5 separate regions of the Homo sapiens genome follow, and all the other regions are linked to region 1. A link is a contact called in ENCODE Hi-C or POLR2A ChIA-PET data. All regions are on one chromosome and are shown on one strand. The core of a region is the stretch at or near the end of the contact, and the rest is flanking DNA. Distances in the headings are between cores, read along the strand shown.

Region 1 (2,534 bases), core at 19-2,518:
TTTTTTTTTTTCTGCTGGGCACGGTGGTTCATGCCTATAATCCCAGCACTTTGGGAAGCCGAGGGGGAAGGATCGCTTGAGGCCAGGAGTTCGAAACCAGTCTGGGCAACATGGCAAAACCCCATCTCTACAAAAAATACAAAAATTAGGCCAGAGTGGTGGCGCGCACCTGTAGTTCCAGCTACGTGAGAGGCGGAGGTGGGAGAATCGCTTGAACCCGGGAGGCAGAGGTTGCAATGAGCTCAGATCCCGCCACTGCACTCCAGGTTGGGCGACAGAGCGATACCCTGTGTGAAACTTTTTTTTTTTTCTCCAACGGGCTTTCCAGAGAAGTGTGTGTATGTGCGTGTGTGTGCGCGAGCGTGCTTGCTTGGGCTTAAACTTTCTGTCGGGCCACACTTTCCCAAGTCTTTGCACTGGCTGTAGGGTGGGCTTTATCCTCGGGACGTCCTCCTCCCCAAGTCCAGCCTGCAGCTGGAAGTCTTCACTGATCTCCATCTCTCCTCCCTGATCTCCGTCTCTCCTCCCTGCCCGCCTCAGGACTGGGAGGCCGATCTCTCTCTCTCGCCCTCCCCTCCACCAGCCTTTTCCAGATGTATGTCTGCCAAAGACCCCCCAGTGCAGAGGATGATGAATGAAGATCCTCGAGCCAGCCCGGTGGGAAAGTTTCGTCGCCTACAAAAGCGAGGGAAAGGGAAGGGAAGTTGGGGGTAGGGGAAAAGTTAGAGCTGAGAGGCTGGGGCGCGACGAGTCTGGACACCGGGCGGGGACCCAAGCTCTCTCCGCTCAGCCAATAACTGTGCCTCCCTTAGGAAGGCGTGAGGAAATGCTCCAATCAATCCCTGCACTCCTCCCTTGGAATTTGGGCTGTATTTTTTTATTTACTGCAAACCCCACAATCCACCCAGGGGTTTCCCCAGTGTTTGCCTCCAGCGGTCCCGGTGCCCATTTACTAGTGCTGCTCCCTCTCTTCCGCAAGACTGCGCTCCAGTCCCAGCCTCCTTCTCCGCGGGTGCCTCCCAAACCGTTCTATCATTCTCGGGTTCAGGGAGGCGGAATCGTGCCTGCTCTCCGGTTCCTTTAAGAGGCGTCGGCTCCACCCCTCTCAGAGTCGCGGTCTGACGCGAGATGACAGCAACGAGTTCGGTATGTCTATGCAAATAAGCGCCCTCTTGTGGGCCAATGGGGAGCGGAGGTGCCGGAACCACGGACCAATGGGGCGGGGGCGCTGGGGCTCACCATATAAGGAGCGGCCTCGCCATAAAAGGAAACATTGTATCTCTTTATATGGGGGGAAGGGTCGGGGGATCCCTCCGCCGCCAGCGCGTGGTCCCGGCCCCCTCCACCCGCCGTCTCGGCCGCGGCCAGCAGCCCCTGCCCCCCGGGGGACGCTGACGGCCGCCCGGCGCGCCGCCCTAGCAGACGGACAGGGGGCGCTGCGCGCGGCCTGGGGCAACCCGGGCCACAGGGGCAGGAAAGTGAGGGCCCAGGTCGGCCCGGGCGTGCAGGGGCCCCGGGTTCGCAGCGGCGGCCGCGGCAGCGATAGCGGCACTAGCAGCAGCGGGAGTGCCGGGTTGAGCCGGGAAGCCGATGGCGGCGGCTGCGGCGGCTCCGATTCCTCGCTGACTGCCCGTCCGCCCTCCTGCATCGAGCGCCATGTTACCGACCCAAGCTGGGGCCGCGGCGGCTCTGGGCCGGGGCTCGGCCCTGGGGGGCAGCCTGAACCGGACCCCGACGGGGCGGCCGGGCGGCGGCGGCGGGACACGCGGGGCTAACGGGGGCCGGGTCCCCGGGAATGGCGCGGGGCTCGGGCCCGGCCGCCTGGAGCGGGAGGCTGCGGCAGCGGCGGCAACCACCCCGGCGCCCACCGCGGGGGCCCTCTACAGCGGCAGCGAGGGCGACTCGGAGTCGGGCGAGGAGGAGGAGCTGGGCGCCGAGCGGCGCGGCCTGAAGCGGAGCCTGAGCGAGATGGAGATCGGTATGGTGGTCGGTGGGCCCGAGGCGTCGGCAGCGGCCACCGGGGGCTACGGGCCGGTGAGCGGCGCGGTGAGCGGGGCCAAGCCGGGTAAGAAGACCCGGGGCCGCGTGAAGATCAAGATGGAGTTCATCGACAACAAGCTGCGGCGCTACACGACCTTCAGCAAGAGGAAGACGGGCATCATGAAGAAGGTACCAAGCCGGGGGGCTGGCCGGCCCCGGGGCCCGGTTGGGGTGGGGATGTGCAAAGGGAGCCCGGGAGGACCGCAGAGCCGAGGCGGAGGTGAGAGGCTGCGAGTCCGCAGGAGGTGTGTGGGAGGGGATGGCTCCTGCCCGGGGAGGGCCGAAGGGGAGGGGCCGCCGGGGAAATGTGGGGAGAGGGGAGATCCCGCGAACGCTCGCAACCGTGGGGAAAGGCGCAGAGGTGGGAGTGACCGGCGCCAGAGAGGAAGAGGGCCCTTGCTGAGTGAAGGGGTGAGGAGCGGTGATGGGAGGCTACGAGGCTGCCGGGGAGGTGGATAATGAGAACCCGGGATCAGTAGGTCCAGTGCACTCCG
Region 2 (2,534 bases), core at 23-2,522, 1.6 Mb before region 1:
CTGGAACGGCCAAGAAATCCCCTCCCCCCAGGCAACTAAGCATCAATCCTTGCAGCTCCGACCCCACACCTCAGGCTTCCAGCTCCCACTCCACAGGGGCTCACATACTATGCCAGCCTCTTGTCCACCTGCCTGAGGATTTAGGGCCAGGAGAGGCTTCAAGAGCCACTGTCTTCTTGTCCTGATCCCACAACAGGATCCTCCCTTGGTCATGGGGACCCGGCATCACTGAGCTGGGTTGGGGTACTTCATGAGGACCCCTGAGGCCTCCTTCACTTCTCCCCACCCCCAACACATGCAGACAGATGGGAGATGTTTCCGGCGTGTGTGGGGCGGGGAGGGGGACGGGTATTGAGATTTCCACGGGACTCTGAGTGGTGCGTCTGCTAACAACACAGCCCTCCCCCTTGGGCCGTGGGCATTTCCTCACCCAGACCTCCCCCTCCCAACCCAAACACACCATCGCCGCCACCACCACAATCCCTCCAGTCCCCCTGGGCAAAAGCGATGTTCAGAGACGCGGGGTTTTGTTTACAATCTAATTTGTCCGGATAATTGCCTCAACTTTGCACTTCACTTTGCCCGCATGGCTCTGGCCTTGGGCCCCTTCTTCACTGGTTCGCAGAGCACTTTACGGGAAATTCCCTTTCCGCAGAGGGAGGCAGTGCGCGCCAGGGGGTGACCGTTCACAAAGCCCTGAAGGGGCCTCCCCACCTTCTACCCTCGGCTCAGGAAGCCCACCCCCAGCCCCCACGCAGTGGGGAGCAGGAGGGAGGCCAGACAGGGCCCGGGCCTGACACTGGCTCCGTCTCTGGGCCCCCGGCCACTCCCCGCGCCGAGCGCAGCCCGCCGGGAACCAGTGAACCGTGTGGGATCAGGACTTGGCCGTACCTTCAGACTCCAGGGGATGGCCGGGGTTTGCAAGCGCCCCATAGGATTAGTCCGAGGCCAGGGTGAATCCCTGGGGTCCCTCCACCTACCATCTTTTTCAGATCTGCCGCCTCACGTCTTCTCCCCACGTTCCCATTTTTCCTCCCCTAAAGTTTGGTGCACGTGGTTTTCTCTCGCTCTCAGCGGGCTGCCAGGCGGGGTGAAAGTTGCTGCACCTGCTTTAGGCGAATTATGGTAGCACTAGAAGTTGGTCTCCCCTCCCTCCGCCGCTTGCTCTCTCGCTCCCTCCTCCCTCGCTCTCCGCGCGCTCCCTCCTTCCCTCTCCACCCTCCTCCTCCCCCGCCCCCTCCCGCCCCGCCCGCGCGCCGCCCGCTCGCAGCCACTCGCAGCCCAGGCTCAGTCGCAGCCCCTCGGAGTCCGGAGCCCGCCGTCCCTGCGGACCGGACAGTGCGGCCGGCGGCCGGCGGCCGGGACGGAGCCCCCAGCCCGCGAGGAGGGCGCGGCGCAGGCGGCGGCGGCGCGGCGGGGAGGAGCCCGGGCCGGAACCAGGGCTGGGCCGGGGGCGGGGACGCCGGGGTCCGGGAGCCCGGGAGCCGGAGCGAGCTGACGAGCGTCGCGGAAGGACCGGGAAGGAAGAGCGGAGCCGGAGCGAGCCAAGCAGCCCACAAAGTGCCATGCCCCGGCGGGGTTGAGGCGCGCGGCGGTCGGCCCGGCGCGCTGGGAGGACGCCCGGGAGCTGCGCGACGCGGGGCGGCGCGGAAGGGCAGCCCCGGCGGGCGGCGGCGGGCCCGGGCTGCGACCGGAGCGAGCCCCATGCCCCGCGCGGGCTGACGGGCCGGAGCCCGCACGGAGCGGCCGGGCGGGACAGGTAGGTGGCGGGTCGGGCCCAGGGACGTGGGTGGGGGCTGGGCGGGCGACCAGACCAACTCCCTCGCTCGCGCACTCTCTCGCCCGCTCGCTGGCTCACTTTGTGTTTGCAAACTGCCCGCCCGAGACGCGCTGGGCGCCGGGCGCCAGGAGGAGCCGGGCCCGGGCCGGCGCACTTTGTTCCAGCCAGGGCCGGCCGTGGCGCACTGACCCCGCGCAGCCGCGACATTCCGCCCCTGGCCCGGGCCCCAGCGGGCCGGAGCTGCCTCGGGAACAGGTGGGGGCTGTGGCGCGGCGGGAGTGGGGGCAGCCGGAGGCCGGGGCGGGGAGGGGGGCGGCCGGAGAGGCCACCGAGGCCCGCCCTTCCCCAAGAATCTGGGCCCCGCCCCCTCCCCGCCGGGCCTCTGGGAATGGGGTGTACGGGGGCGCGACCCCCTCCCCGCCCCGAGTCAGACAAAGAATACTTCCCGGCCCAGACTTTCCAGAGCTGGGAAGGGAAGTGGCTCCCCCCAACTCTAGTCGGTACCGGACTCCCCAGGACGCGCCGGAGACAGATGAAAATGGGGGCAAGAGAGCGGGGGATCGCGGTCCTACCCGCCGTGTCGTCTCTGGTGAAGAGGGGACTTGTCTTGCTGAGGTCGCACCTCGGAAGTGCCAGGGCCAGTCAGCCCCTTTTCCATCGCTCGGTCAGCTCGGGGATAGAGCGGAAAACTTCTTGGGGACTTGAGAGCGTCTGGAAATGGCCCCTGTGATTTGTGCGCCGGAGGTGGAGGGTG
Region 3 (2,534 bases), core at 14-2,513, 1.1 Mb before region 1:
TCCTGACCTGAGGTGATCCACCCGCCTCGGCCTCTCAAAGTGCTGGGATTACAGGCGAGAGCCACCGCGCCCGGCCGATTTCTTGACTCTTACTACACGTCAGGCACTGTGACAGACTCTTTCTGTGTATCATCTCATCTTTCCCCCAGCTTTACAGAAGAGGAAACTGAGACACACTGAGGATTAAGGTCAAGTGCCCGAAGTACCATAGCTGGCTAGTGTTAGGATCCAAGCCCAGAATCTGCGTCCTGCCAGGCACCTGCAAATGGGGACGAACACGGCGCAGCTAGAGGGGCTGACAGGCTAGGGAGAAAACCACTGGTAGCCGCGGGCACCCCACGCCCTGGGAGTGAGGCGGCAAGGGACAAGTCTCCCGCCCCCTAGACTTGCCTCGCAAATACTTGCGGGTCGAGGGCGCGAAGGCAGCAGGATGCAGCGATAGACTTGGACTAGGTGGTCCAGGCTCTACTTCCAAGTGGGCCATTGACAGGCGGGGCGGCCCTCAGCACAAAATCACCAGGCTGGATGCTCCAGGGTTTCCCAACATTACTCGCTCAGAAGAATCATCTGGGGAGCTCCTTAATGAGAAAGATTCCCAAGCCCCTCTTCCAGAGAGTGAAGTCACTGGGATTGGGCTGGGCCCAGCCAGGTGTTACTAATAATAAGACAAGTTTGGAAAACCCTGCGAGTGTAGATGATCTCCTGGTATGCTCTTTATAAGAACCGATTTTCATATTAAAATAGGTTTCTTTTAACTCAGTGAAACCGGGCGCGTTTTCCTGGCCCACAACCAAGCCACTGAAGGCCCCAGAACACTTCACTCTCAAAAGGTCACGTGAGGCTGGCGCGGTAGCTCACGCCTGTAATCCCAGCACCTTGTGAGGCCGAGGCCGCGGACTGCTTGAGCTTAGGTGTTCGAGACCAGCCTGGCCAACATGGCGAAACTCGGTCTCTACTAAAAATACAAAAACTAGCGGGGCGTGGTGGTGCCCGCCTGTAATCCCAGCTACTCCGGAGGCTGAGGCGGGAGGATCGCTTGAGCCTGGGAGGTGGAGGTTGCAGTGAACCGAGATCGCGCCATTGCACTCTAGCCTGTGAAACGGAGCAAGACTCTGTATCCAAAAAAAAAAAAAAAAAGTCACGTGAGCCGGGGTCACCGGAGGCGTCCCCCAACCGACTGGGCTTCGGAAAACCAAGGGGCGCACGCCGCCCCGCCCCGCCCCGCCCCGCGACTACAAGTCCCATCGCGCCCCGCGCTCGCGCACACTACGCCAGAACAAGATGGCCGACGCGGCGGCCACAGCTGGGGCCGGTGGCTCCGGAACGGTAAGGGCAGGAAGCGCGGGCTCGGAGCCGAGAGAGTTTGGGTATCCTGCAACTTTCCCCTCGACTGAGCAACAAGATAATGCCCAGAAATTCAGCCCCATCATGAGCTCCGACTGGCGGAGGGTGTTTTCAGGCCGTAGGCGCCCCCTCCTTGGGACTTGGCTGCGGCCTCCGGAGTTGGCGGACCTGTGTCTTGATTGGCTCGTTCGCTGTTGGGGGTTGGGAGCCCGGAACACCCCCGATTGGTCTGAAGATGCCGTTTTCGCCTTCTTATTGGCCGGCCAAAGTTGAAAGGCATTCCCGTTTCAAAATATTTAGCTTTCTTACTTTTTTGTGCTTTTATCTTTTGCCCTCCTCTCCTCGCGGTCACCTCTTGTTACTGTTTTCATTTTCCCTTTCAATGAAATGGTGTGAAGATGGGAGGCACAAGAGAGGGATCCTGTTTTTTCTGCGGGACACGTCTTAATCCCATCATGCGTGTTTCTTCAGCTATGTATTCTAATAATCTGCTAAAGTAGAAAGTAAAAGACCTGCTATTTTATCTCATTGGGACTGTACGTTTTAGGTAAGCGGAGAAGTGGTCTCTGTATTTAAAGCACCTTGGGTGCTCAATTTTTACTCAGTTGGCCAAGATCTGTAAATCTAAACATTAAGCACTGATTTTTAAAATAAAATTATTTAGTAAAATAACTTTGCTTGCCGTTGACCACGTATGAACTATGTGATTGCATCCTTCTCCTGTGGATGAAAATCTCTCTGCTGATTCACAGAGATCGGGAAGTAAACAGTCCACTAACCCTGCCGATAACTATCATCTGGCCCGGAGGAGAACCCTGCAGGTGGTTGTGAGCTCCTTGCTGACAGAGGCAGGGTTTGAGAGTGCCGAGAAAGCATCCGTGGAAACGCTGACAGAGATGCTGCAGAGCTGTGAGTACATGGAAACACTTGGCCTTGGAGTCAACCCCAACATCAGTTCTGTGCCCTGCTTTGTGATAGTGTTTGAGAGGATTTAAGAAACAAACTTTTTTCTTAAGAGGGGAGAAAAAAAATTTTTTTTAATGTAAAAAGTTGAGAAAAGAAAACAGCACAATGGGCCGAGCGTGGTGGCTCACGCCTGTAATCCCAGTACTTTAGGAGGCTGAGGCGGGTGGATCACCTGAAGTCAGGAGTTCAAGACCAGCCTGGCCAACGTGGCGAAACCCCGTCTC
Region 4 (2,534 bases), core at 21-2,520, 1.1 Mb after region 1:
CCACTCCCACCAAACTCCATCTGGGTCTGGAGGAGGAAGGGTTAAGTGAGGGAGTGAGACACGACAGTTAGTGGGACTGGGGGCTCTGGAGGTAGAGGATGTCAGGGACGCTGACTCTAGCCCTCACTTCCCCTTTCTTAGCAGAGGAGGAAGTAAGCTGGGGCAGCCAGCCGCCTGTCTGTCTGCTGGGGCAAGAGTGCCCCAGCCTGGCTCACCCCATCCTCCTGAGGACCAGTCCCAAACCTACACCCTGGTGGCACCCCCCATGCCTAGCTTCCTGGCCCCGACTGGCAACCTGTAACTGGCACCTGTTGTTCCTTGAGACAGAGCATTCTGAGGTCAGGAACTGGGAATCCCAGATATTGAGCAAATAAGGATGTCCCCTTCCCCAGCAAGAAGAAACAAAAAAACTGGACTTGGTCAGGGGAATTTTCTCTTCCTAAGGGTGGATTATTGGTAGATTTCCAAGATGCTGGCTGGGTTAAGGGTCCTGCCAGCTCTGCCCACCCCGAAATGGGAGGACAGAGATGATTCCATGGCCTAGCTGGACCTCAAAAGTGGGCTGAGAGTTAAGTCTGGAGTTTGGAAGAGCGAATGGGGACTTGAAGGATCTTCACGGGGGAGTGGGGGTGCCCGACCTGTTGCGGCTCTTGGGCAGGCCCAGAGTTAGCATCCCGATTCAGCCTAGCCCCCATACTCACGTGTCTCCGTCCTCGGAGATGTAAGTGAGTGCTTCCAGCTGCTGAGGGCTCAGCGCCCCCACGTGGGGGAGTGGCAGGCGTGGGGCCGGGTCCTCAGCCTCGGGGCCCCCCAGCAAGGACAGGGTGTAGGTGAGCGAGGAGGAGCCATAGGTGGAATCAGCCCGCTCCCCATCCGCGTCTTCCTTCTCCTGTGGTTCCTTGACGGGTCCCGGAGGATGGGTGCAGGGCTGGGGGCTGCCGTCCGAGGGCCCGGAGGCTGGAGCCGAGGTGGACTCGGGTAGGGAGCGCAGAGAGCGCAGAGACTCAATGCCAGAGTCGTACTGGCTCTCCTCCGCCTCGTCCGGCCCCTTCCGCGCCTCCGACATGCCCGCGGCTCTGGCCGGCCGGGGCCCGGTCTGAGCAGGATCCGGCTCCAGGCTCCGCCGCGCCGCCTTTCCGGGTTGCGGGTCCGCTTGGCAGAGCGGGCGCCCGGCCCGCGGCGGCCTCCTTCCCGGGCTGTGGGGCTCCGAGGGGCCGGCGCGCAGCGAGGACAAGGTTCGGAGCGCTGGCCAGGTCCACCCAGCGGTTACTGTGGGCAGCCGAACCGCCCAAGCGGGTCCTCCTCCTCGCCCCGCCCCTCCGGACCAACAGGGTCGCCTCACGCGGATGGCCCCGCCCCCTCCCCGCCCCCGGCGGGCGCTTCCGGAAAGAGGCCCCGCCCCTCCGGAATCCCCCTTCCCGGGCTCTGCGTAGGCTTGGAGTCTGTGGTTCCCGGGCCTTGACTCACTCCTTCGTTGATTCATTCACTCATTCATTCATTCATTCATTCACTCTTTCCCCCTTCCTCCTTCACTCCATTCATTAGTTCCACGCATGTACTGTTTCCTTCTTTCACTTCTATTTCTTAATTCATTTGTTTTATTTTTATTTTTTATTTTTTTGAGACGAAGTCTTGCTCTGTTGCCCAGGCTGGAGTGCAGTGGTTGATCTCTGCTCACTGCAACCTCCGCCTCCTGGGTTCAAGCGATTCTCCTGCCTCAGCCTTTCGAGTAGCTGGGACTACAAGTAGAGACGGGGGTCTCGCTACGTTGCCCAGGCTGGTCTCGAACTCCTGGGTTCAAGCGATCTGCCTGCCTCGGACTACCAAAGTGCTGGGATTACAGGCTGTGAGCCACCGGTCCCGGATCATTCATTTGTTTTAAAAGAAATATCTATTAATTGTCCGTACAAGCTGGCATCTTTGGGGGAGGGCATGTAGGCGATGGGATGGGGAAGCACTGCTTCCTATCCCCTGCCCATTTATCTCAATTTCTCTTGCTTTCTCATCTTTCCCTATCAGTGCCCAGGGGTACGGGTAGGGAAAGGGGACTCCCATTATCTTTAAAGGAGCAGTTCTCCTGGGTCCTGGAAGACAGTCTCCTGTGTCAACGTCCCACATCACATGGAATTGGGCATGAAAATGTTTTTTTGGAAAGAGCGTCTTCTCAGGGAAACTGTTGTCTAAAAAGTAAAGTGGTTGTGGAGTTTCTTCTTCCTCAAAGGGTGAAACCCTGGCCTTGGGTAGTTACAGTTTCTGGTCAACCCCAGCAGTCAAGGAAGTGGGGTCAGGTTGGGGAGGCCCCAGACATGCTGGGTTGCACTCTGCTCAGGTCCCCAACACAGCCCCAATCTTAGTCCCAAAACATCTTTCCTCTTTCACTGTCCCTGGGCCTAGGAAGGCCGTGGGAGCACCCTACTACAAGTGAGCCCTAAGCCCATGCTCCATGATTTATTCCCTCATTCCTCCCCACTATTCCAAGTGCTATCAGCCTAACGCCAGCAATGCCCTTAGAGGGTTATCCGCAAGGGAACATG
Region 5 (2,534 bases), core at 35-2,534, 1.1 Mb after region 1:
TGGGGCATGGAAACAGAAGGCTGGGGACACCCATTCTGGAGTAGCTTGGGGAGAGCCACTGACCCTAATTAGAAAAGCCACCTCTCTCCTTAGGGCCCTGTCTGTTTCTCTGGGGACAGGGTAGGACTACCTTATCCCTATGATGTGAGGTACTGCCAGTTGTTAATCAGTGTCTGTGGCTTCTCTAGGGGACAAGCCCTTCGGGTCAGTGGGCATGGGGTGGGCAGCGTGGGTTGGATTTTCTCCTCAGGACCTTTCCAGCCTTAGGATCATCCTCTAGCACTGAGTACTGCTGGAAGGGCAGGGAGTGCCCCCCACCCCACCCCATTTATTGCCCGACCAAAGAGAGGGCCTCCCTCCCCCTCCCTTGGAGGGACTTGCTGGACCACCCCTCAGCACGCCCACACCTTCCTCCTTAGCTAGTGAAAGACATACTCAGCAAGGCTTCCGCCTGTCAGGATGGCTGGGACAATAGGATTCACTGAGGATATAAGGCTGTTCCTAGCTTTTTCTCTTCCCATTCCCACCTGTGCCTCAGTTTTCCAAAGTGCTGGATTTAGAAAGGGTGAATTATGAGGGAGCTGGAGGGCTTTGCCCCACCCCCCTCCGCGCGCACACGCAAGCACAGGCAGAGGCACATACCCCCTCCAAGTCAAAGTTGTGAGTGGGGTGGTGTTTGCGCGTCTGTGGCTGGGACTGGATGTGTCAGGGATGGGAAAACCCATCATGCTGGTCACAGAAAATGCGCGGTGGGGACAGAAGCAGTTTTGAAGGAAAAGAAGAGGAGGGGGACTGAAAGAAAGAAGGGGGCGCTGAAAGGGAGGGCGCTGGGAGGAAAAAGGTGCAGTGTGGAGGAAGCGCGGCGTGGGCAGGGCTTGGGAAGGGATAACGGAATATCTGAGGTGGAGTGGGCCGTGGAGCGTCGGGGCCGGTCTGAGCAGCGGGTGTGTAAATGGAACAGTCCCGAGATGAATTTTATGGGAGTCTGCGCAGGTCCTTAATGTGTGGCTGTACCCTCCAGCCCCATGTACCCCACACGATGGACAGACAGCCTTGGTGTGGCAGGGCCCAAAGAGGTCCTATCTACCGCAATAACACGACCAGGCGGCCCTGGGGGCGCAGGGGCTCGGGGTGGGAGCGGCGGAGCGCGCGGAGTCGCCGCGGGGTGGCAGGGGTGGGCCGGGGGCGGGGCCGCGGGCGTCGGGGAGGTGGCAGTGGGCGCAGGGCGGGGCGAGCTCAGCGGAGGGCGGGTTTGAATGTGCCCCGGCGGGAGAGGGAAGCTGCAGCGAGAGCGCGCGGATCTCAGCGCGGGAGCAGTGCTTCTGCGGCAGGTGCTGCCCGGGGCCGGGGACTGGGGACTGGGGACTGCCGGGGCGGAAGACGCCGCTGCCCGCCTGCCACGGAGGGCAGGGAGGGCGGGCCTGACGGCTCCGCAGCCCGGAGAAGGGACGCCGGGTGGGGCCCCAGTGCGGAGCGTGCGGAGCCGCGCAGCACGTGGCGCGCACGGGCCAGGGAGCCTGAGGACCCTGCGGGGACCGGGACCCAAGCTGGGCGGGGCGGCCTGGCTCCCGGGCCTAAAACAGGCTGCGGTCACGTTGACCTCCGCAAGGGGCAGGCGAGTGGACGGGTGATCCCCATCGATCTGGTCGGTATCAGGGAGGGGCCGTGCCGCTGACTGCGCTGGCGGAGGGGTATGGGGATGGGGATGGGGATGGAGGCTCGCGAGCGGAGGTGCAGGCTCGCGAGCGGAGGTGCGGGGCTGTCTCTTTAACCCCGGTCTTTTACTGGCTAAACTCGTATCCCTGGCGTCTCCTTCCTGCGCACGTCTTCATTTACTGATTTACTGTGAGGGTATATGAGAGGGTGAAGACAAACAGTCCTCGGCTTTGCTTACCAGGAGAGAGCAGTCGTAGGTCAAGGCTGGCTCCAACCCTGCCCTCACACCTCTAGGGGTCTCTCTGCAGCCCTGTGGTAGTCCCTTTGCCTACTCCTCTCGGTGGCCTCCAGACCCTCCAACTTTCCTCCTGCTTGTGTAAGCTCCCCATGCCAGGATGTGTGTGATGGGGCGGGGCTGAGCTGCCTGACACTCAAGTCAGGCTGGGAATGATCTTGGTCTCCACCTCATTTTTCCCTTTAGTTGAATCAGAGTTCCCCCCACCTCCCAGTCTACAGGGCTAACTGAGAAGCAGCTTTTATACCTCTCTCCATTCCAAAAGGAGCTTGAACATTTAATATGGATTCTAGCTCCTCCACTCACCAGCTCTGTGACTTCAGGCAAGTGACTCAACCCCTCTGAACCTCAGCTGGCCCCATCTATTCAGTGCTAGTACTAGCTTATGGGTGGTTGTGAAGAAAAGACAAGAGATCTGCAGGTAGTGGCTAGCCCCATATGAAATCCTGGGAGTGGAGAATTGCAGGAGAGGTGTTGGGAGTCTGGAGGCAGGGAGGTACTCAATTTGGTGGCTACTTTCAGGGGCCCACCTCAGCAGGCCAAGGCATAGTTGGAGGGACACCAGATGCTCTGAGCTGGTATC

What was found. Hi-C counts contacts between places; a loop is a spot of excess contacts on that map. ChIA-PET counts read pairs that join two places held with the same protein, here RNA polymerase II (POLR2A). Pooled maps may share reads with other maps.
Region 2: a pooled map shows a loop between it and region 1 (8-fold over the local background). The contact joins the promoter of FOXP4 here to the promoter of SRF in region 1. A Hi-C loop is called at or near these places in 1 of 168 maps with a recorded cell type or tissue (CD8-positive, alpha-beta T cell), 1 of 37 single-sample maps with no recorded cell type and 7 of 50 pooled maps.
Region 3: a loop to region 1 is called in a map of sigmoid colon, with 7 times the contacts of the local background. The contact joins the promoter of TAF8 here to the promoter of SRF in region 1. A Hi-C loop is called at or near these places in 6 of 168 maps with a recorded cell type or tissue (CD4-positive, alpha-beta T cell, CD8-positive, alpha-beta T cell, ascending aorta and 2 more), 2 of 37 single-sample maps with no recorded cell type and 19 of 50 pooled maps. POLR2A ChIA-PET finds 5 or more read pairs at or near these places in 2 of 52 experiments (GM12878 and activated B cell).
Region 4: a map of B cell shows a loop between it and region 1 (17-fold over the local background). The contact joins the promoter of NFKBIE here to the promoter of SRF in region 1. A Hi-C loop is called at or near these places in 1 of 168 maps with a recorded cell type or tissue (B cell), 3 of 37 single-sample maps with no recorded cell type and 7 of 50 pooled maps. POLR2A ChIA-PET finds 5 or more read pairs at or near these places in 2 of 52 experiments (MCF 10A and OCI-LY7).
Region 5: a loop to region 1 is called in a map of chondrocyte, with 7 times the contacts of the local background. The contact joins the promoter of SLC29A1 here to the promoter of SRF in region 1. A Hi-C loop is called at or near these places in 1 of 168 maps with a recorded cell type or tissue (chondrocyte) and 8 of 50 pooled maps. POLR2A ChIA-PET finds 5 or more read pairs at or near these places in 1 of 52 experiments (WTC11).

The regions. Positions count from the first base shown.
Region 1 is chr6:43,170,001-43,172,534 of GRCh38, forward strand. It overlaps SRF (serum response factor), which reads left to right and starts at 1,269. Exons shown (of 7, transcript NM_003131.4): 1 at 1,269-2,169. The coding sequence starts at 1,657. RefSeq lists enhancers at 473-1,202, 2,229-2,534, 2,488-2,534 and a silencer at 1,178-1,757.
Region 2 is chr6:41,545,109-41,547,642 of GRCh38, forward strand. It overlaps FOXP4 (forkhead box P4), which reads left to right and starts at 1,273. Exons shown (of 17, transcript NM_001012426.2): 1 at 1,273-1,759. All of the region lies in intron 1 of FOXP4-AS1 (FOXP4 antisense RNA 1), which reads right to left. RefSeq lists silencers at 620-889, 1,220-1,899, 1,970-2,149, 2,440-2,534 and an enhancer at 960-1,069.
Region 3 is chr6:42,049,261-42,051,794 of GRCh38, forward strand. TAF8 (TATA-box binding protein associated factor 8) reads left to right here and starts at 1,264. Exons shown (of 9, transcript NM_138572.3): 1 at 1,264-1,326; 2 at 2,097-2,253. The coding sequence starts at 1,282. It also overlaps a transcript of CCND3 not described here. RefSeq lists enhancers at 887-1,438, 1,220-1,769, 1,439-1,990.
Region 4 is chr6:44,264,281-44,266,814 of GRCh38, forward strand. NFKBIE (NFKB inhibitor epsilon) reads right to left here and starts at 1,271. Exons shown (of 6, transcript NM_004556.3): 1 at 702-1,271. The coding sequence starts at 1,066. RefSeq lists enhancers at 1-5, 398-897 and a silencer at 816-1,485.
Region 5 is chr6:44,222,311-44,224,844 of GRCh38, forward strand. SLC29A1 (solute carrier family 29 member 1 (Augustine blood group)) reads left to right here and starts at 1,285. Exons shown (of 13, transcript NM_001372327.1): 1 at 1,285-1,331. RefSeq lists enhancers at 1,114-1,972, 2,215-2,364 and a silencer at 1,125-1,524.